Regions from separate parts of the Homo sapiens genome. Here region 2 is linked to region 1. A link is an interaction called in ENCODE POLR2A ChIA-PET data of the cell type or tissue named here. Cell type or tissue: OCI-LY7. All regions are shown on one strand. Each heading gives the region's core, and the rest is flanking DNA. Links, peaks and the distances in the headings are about the cores only.

What was found. Peaks named below come from ENCODE experiments on the same cell type or tissue, not always from the same donor. Only the 100,000 strongest peaks of a DNase experiment are listed, where the experiment ranks them.
Region 2: POLR2A ChIA-PET joins it to region 1 with 9 read pairs; 7 of 35 experiments call an interaction of 5 or more read pairs at or near these places.

What each region holds. Positions count from the first base shown.
Region 1 is chr12:11,635,774-11,638,691 of GRCh38, forward strand. No RefSeq gene overlaps it. Among named protein-coding and RNA genes, the nearest start is that of ETV6, 12 kb to the right of the region's middle. In OCI-LY7, for the core only: a CTCF peak has its summit at 2,572; no DNase peak of the experiment used is centred there.
Region 2 is chr12:11,749,051-11,751,968 of GRCh38, forward strand. The region is part of intron 1 of ETV6 (ETS variant transcription factor 6); the gene reads left to right. Among named protein-coding and RNA genes, the nearest start is that of ETV6, 100 kb to the left of the region's middle. RefSeq lists an enhancer at 1,231-1,280. In OCI-LY7, for the core only: a CTCF peak has its summit at 1,890; DNase peaks (open chromatin) are centred at 1,101, 1,511 and 1,881; H3K4me3 peaks cover 2,500 bases; H3K27ac peaks cover 2,500 bases.

The DNA of each region.
Region 1 (2,918 bases), core at 173-2,672:
GCTCCTCTTTTGGCCAACTCTCATTCAGAATCACAAGAGAAAGGGAATTTTGGAAAATGTCATAGCAATTCAGTGTAGTCCCTCTTTTTCAATTTGGTAACTATATATCCTCTTTTAACCACTTCCAGATAAAGATAATAGCAAAAGTATGTTTCCACTTAAGATGGAACAGGCCTTCATATACCTAAAAAGATATTGATCCAGTCTCCTACAGCAGGGACCCCTAACCCCCATGCCATGGACCAGTACTGGACCATGGCCTGTTAGGGACCGGGCTGCACAGCAGGAGGTGAGCAGTGGGCAAGCTAGCATTATTGCTTGAGCTCTGCCTACTGTCAGATCAGCCATGGCATTAGACTCTCACAGGAACATGAACCCTATTGTGAACTGCATATGCAAGGGCTCTAGGTTGCATGTTCATTATGAAAATCTAATGCCTGATGATCTGTCACTGTCTCCCATCACCTCCAGATGGGACTGTCTAGTTGCAAGAAAACAAGCTCAGGGCTCCCATTGATTCTACATTATGGTGAGTTGTATAATTATTTCATTATATACTACAATGTAATAATGATAGAAATTAAGTGCACAATAAATGTAATGCCCTTGAATCATCCTAAAACTATCACCCCCACCTCCTGGTCTGTAGAAAAATTGTCTTCTGCAAAACTGGTCCCTGGTGCCAAAAAGGTTGGAACCGCTGCCCTAAAGGATACACAAATGAGATCCATCTTTGGATGATGTCGATTTATCTTTTAGCCCACTCTCATTCCCCCTTTGGTACGCTGTAACTTAAATACTAATGGATAAAGTTAATACGTTATGTTAGATAGCAGAATGAGAGAAAAAAGAAAAGACGAACAAAGGTGGTGTGTGTTTAAACATACGTATTTAAATAAATTCATATCAAAGAAAAAATACACTCATAACTACTACCAAACTCATTTCTGCAAATTGGTCACATGGTCATAGCTGGTATTTAGAGTTTCCTTTTCCCACTATCCACTCAGCATTCTCTGCTCTCAACAGGCACCCCAGATTTCCTGGAGGATGACCCAAACCTTCATTCCTGAAGGGTCTGTAACATTTACAGTCCTGCTGTATTGGGTGTTGCAGTTTTCTATCAACTTTTCATCAAAGTAGTATAAAGAGGTGCCCCCAAAGGACCTGTTCAATTCTAATGATACTCCTCTCTGCTTCCATCATGTAGTAGCAACCCAATTTTCCCTTAAGGATCAGAATAAATTATGCTAGCTAGGAGAGTAAGCCGCACCTTCCCCTTGCTTTTTTTTTTTTTTTTTTTTTTGAGACAGAATCTCGCTGTGTTGCACAGGCTGGAGTGCAGTGGCACAATCTTGGCTCACTGCAAGCTCCGCCTCCCGGGTTCACGCCATTCTCCTGCCTCAGCCTCCCGAGTAGCTGGGACTACAGGCGCCCGCCACCATGCCTGGCTAATGTTTTTTTTTTGTTTGTTTTGTTTTTTGTTTTTGCATTTTTAGTAGAGACGGGGTTTCCCCGTGTTAGACAGGATGATCTCGATCTCCTGACTTTGTGATCCGCCCGCCTCGGCCTCCCAAAGTGCTGGGATTACAGGCGTGAGCCACGTGCCCGGCCCGTTTTTTTTTTTTTTTTTTTTTTTTTGCCAGTAGGTTCAGTGGCATAAGGAGCTAAAAATGGCCCCATTAGAGTCTCAGATTCTGGTTTGATAGAACTGCTGTTGTGTTCCCAGTAGAGGCACTCTTCCTTTGGGAACTAAAACCTCTAAAACAGCAGATAACAAAGTTGGGAGGATGGAAAACCCAATTTTTGCTAGCAGGCCATTAAAGTTAGTAATAAGAGGAGCCAATCGCATTTTCTCCCTTTAATTCTCTGACCTGAGGGGGAAAATAAGCACCACACAGTTATTGCGTGCTCAGTGCAACAAATTGCATCCTGGGACAGGTGCAGTGGCTCATGCCTGTAATCCCAGCACTTTGGGAGGCCGAGGCGGGTGGATCACCTGAGGTCAGGAGTTTGAGACCAGCCTGACCAACATGGTGAAACCCCATCTCTACTAAAAATACAAAACTAGATGGGTGTGGTGGTGCGTACCTGTAATCCCGGCTACTTGGGAGGCTGAGTCAGGAGAATCTCTTGAATCCAGGAGGTGGAGGTTGCAGTGAGCTGAGATCACCCCATTGCACTTCAGCCTGGACAACAAGAGCGAAACTCCCTACCAAAAAAAAAAAAAAAAATGCATCCTGGAAGACACTACTGTAGCCCTGCAACGTGTTGCCCTCCAGCTGATACCACAGCTGAGTCTCCAAAGGGCCATCTACTATCCTATCAACCAACTACCTAAAAATGATGAGGAACATGACAAGCCCAGTGGACTTTATGAGTTCTAGCCCATTGCTGTAATTTACTTGGCATAAAATTAGTTTCCTGGTCAGAAGCAATGTGGTGTGGAATATTATGAGGGTGAATACGGCATTTTGCAAGTTCGGAAAGGATTGTTTTTCCAGGAGCATTGCAGGCAGAAAAAACAAATCCATATTCAGTTTTGCCCATTGGAAGGATTTCCCTTAAGCACTGTACCTTAGGGCGCCCCTTGAGGGCCTGCAGTGCTGCAGCTGTCCACTTTTAGGTGGTGCCCGCATGCCTTGAAAAACCATCTGTAATCAGGCCTGAATTTTCTCTTCCTTAGTAAAGTGGACAGAGAGAACTTCCCATGAGGCCATGGGTGTGGACTGAGAGAGAGAAGCCAATTTAATATGAATAAGAGCCATAGGAATCTGAGCCAGTTACACATGCAGCTTACTTATGACTTTGGGACCTACATAAGCCCAATCTTGGATATATTATTTCTACTTATATTGGAGTGCTGCTGTGGACGCCCAACCTATGGCTTAGTGAGTCAAACAACATCAAGTTCATAA
Region 2 (2,918 bases), core at 94-2,593, 110 kb after region 1:
TGTTCAGCTGGTTGGCTTGATAGGTTGTATCTGCAAATTTGAGAGCAGCGTGTTTTATTTTTTACAGCATCTAAACAATAATGTAACCACATCACGGCATTCTGAGTCACATCATTGACCTCCACCAGCAGTTTATCCCCCTACAACACTTGAATACATTAATATCACTGTCTGTAGCATTTTAATTTAATTAGAGCAGCGGTTATAATCCTCTTGGGAAAATCGTTATCCCCCCCATACACACACACACACACACACACACACACACACACACACACACACACACACACACACACACACCCCTACTCCCCATAATGTTAAAAGAAAGAAAGCAGCTCTGGTTTTCATCTGTCTGACAATTTGCTTTAGAGGTGGGACTCTCACCACCACCCCCTCCTTTGTTGGGGTCGCACCAGAGAAGCAGTTGTGAGAGTAAAGAGGTTCCCTTTATTTGGGAAATTAGACGTTAGTGTCCTTAAACTTCTCTGTCTAGATGTCTCCATCTGAGATAGTGGTATTTGGTTAATTTTTCCAATTGCTGATAGTCTGCTGATGTGCCAGGGTAGATGTTAAGTGCGAGGTTATTGCAATAGAGTGAAAAATGAGCACTGTGAGAGTCAACCTAGAGATTCACAAAAAGAGAGACAAAAGGAGTCTCTGTAGTGTGGGATTCCCAAGAGTGTGTTTTGTTCTCCTTGGAACAGAGCCCACTCACTGTACAGCATCCTTTTGGGGTCCCCAAGTGCTCTGCAGCCACCAAGCCCAGAGTTACCTTAGGTGTGCCATGGCTACTAGAAGAGTGCTCGGGGCCCTAGAAGCACATTGTGCATTTGTCCGTCTTGGTCAAGGTAACCTCTCTTGTTGCTGACAAGTCTCTTCATTGAGCCTTTGAAAAAGAGCTTATGGTGTGGAAAACTGTCCTCCAGCTGAGTAGAAACCATCATCAGGAATGTGAGGAGATCAGTGGGCCACAGTCTCTTCATCTCTGGCCTTCCTTTTATAAGTTTTCATCATGAAATAGCAGTTGTCTCCATCTAAAATTGTTTGGACGGGGTTTGCGGGGGATGGCGTCAGATCCCAGAGCAGGTGCAGAAGTGTGGTGTTTCACCGTAAGGTCAGGGAACCATGTAGAAGTGAAAGCACACCAAGGGGTTACTTTTAAAGAGAGCACAGTTGAAAGGAAGGTCCAAAGCAATGATAATTTAGTAAATTACAGTATATACACTTTCAGGGTAATAGCTAGCCAGACTCTTTTGTCAGCTGGCTGGGGATGGAGTTCCTAAGAAATGAAGTCCAGTCAGCATGGAGGGCCGGGTTTCTCCCAGCTTGCCTTGGTGGAGTTGGGGCAGGCGGGGATGAGGCGGCCTCACTCTCATGGACTAGCCAGAGTGTCTTGTGAGTTTCTCTTTGCTTCAAGGGAAAGAAGAGTCATTGAATTTCGAAATGCTGTCTTGTTTTTTTCTTGCACTCATGAAGCACCATTTGAAGACCCTTTGGCTGCCCGATGTTTTCTTCACCAAGTTTCACTTCTGCAAAAACCCTAACAAAACAGAAAGCTATTTCCGAGAATAAAGTTAACGGTAGATATCTAGACATATAGTGGGATTTGGGGGGTGTCAGACAAGAGTTGAAGAGTATGGAGAATTTGTTAAATTCTAAAAACAGACTGTTTGAAATGCTCAGAAGCCCACCTCACCTTTAAAAACCTCTGAACAGATTTTATGTTTCCTATATGTGTGGGCTTTTTTTTTTTTTTTTTTTTTTTTTGCTTTTTTCATCCCAAACCAAACACCAAAAAGTATAACCCATCCTTCAAGTTAAAGTTTCTCAAAATACATGTGATGCCTGCTAAAGTTCAAGAAAAGTGCAGTTGAAAGTTTTGCCTCTGGGTGACTTTTTACAGGACATCTTAATTGACCCAGAAATGAAACCTGGGATATATGTGCCTGCCCTTCATTAAGAAATTCACCAAGAAACCTCAGGATGTATGTTTAAACAGAAATATTCCAACTGCCCTACTTGCTTCTGGTGGGTGCCTTAGGGAAGGTATAGCAATTCCATTCGGAAATTATAACAATATGTATATATTCATTTAAAATCAAAACTTCCTACCACAACTGCCAGACTTTCTAGGCTATGAGCAGAGGAGAAGCTTTAATTTGGTTATAGGCCGAGGACTCCGCCGCTTCCCTTTGCACATTTGATGAGATGTAAAATGTTAAAGAACTATCTTTCCAAAACGTAAACACTGCCTTCCCTTTACTTAAATGTACGATTTTCTTTTGCTCTTGAGTTTTATTTTCATAGTGGCATCTTACTGGTCTTTCCTTTCCACCATATTTTTGGATGTTGTGTGTTCCATTTTACATTGCCCAGTTAAACCACAGACACTCCTGAAGTCATGTTTACATGTGGACTGCAAGTCAACCTAGTTGGCATGTTGATCTAAGCTACAAATTGCACTGCTGTTTTGCCGAACCCAACAGTCGGTTTCTTGCCATTATTTGCGGTATTTTAACTTAAAACTCACGGTAATCCTTCTCACCCCATCTAGTTTGTTTTAATTGATCTAACAAACACTGCTTGTTTGAATTCAAATGGAGGATCCATGGAAGCTCTCCCACCCCACCCTTTGATACTTGATAAGGGGTCAAACAGTACTTCTTTTAAATTCAGATAATTCTTTGAATGAACTATGAAATACTTCAGAGGGAAAGGAAATATCGATTCTGAGATGGAGAGTAAAAGAACAAGGAGATATTCATTATTGTTGCAGATAATTCCTAGCAATGAAGGAAAAAATTAGACGTTGGATATTTTTGGTTGTGGTGGTTGTATAGTGAGATAGGTGGACAATAGAAAAATCTTCCTTGTGGATTGAAGTTCTAAATCTAGAACTTATCTTTGAAGCTGTCACT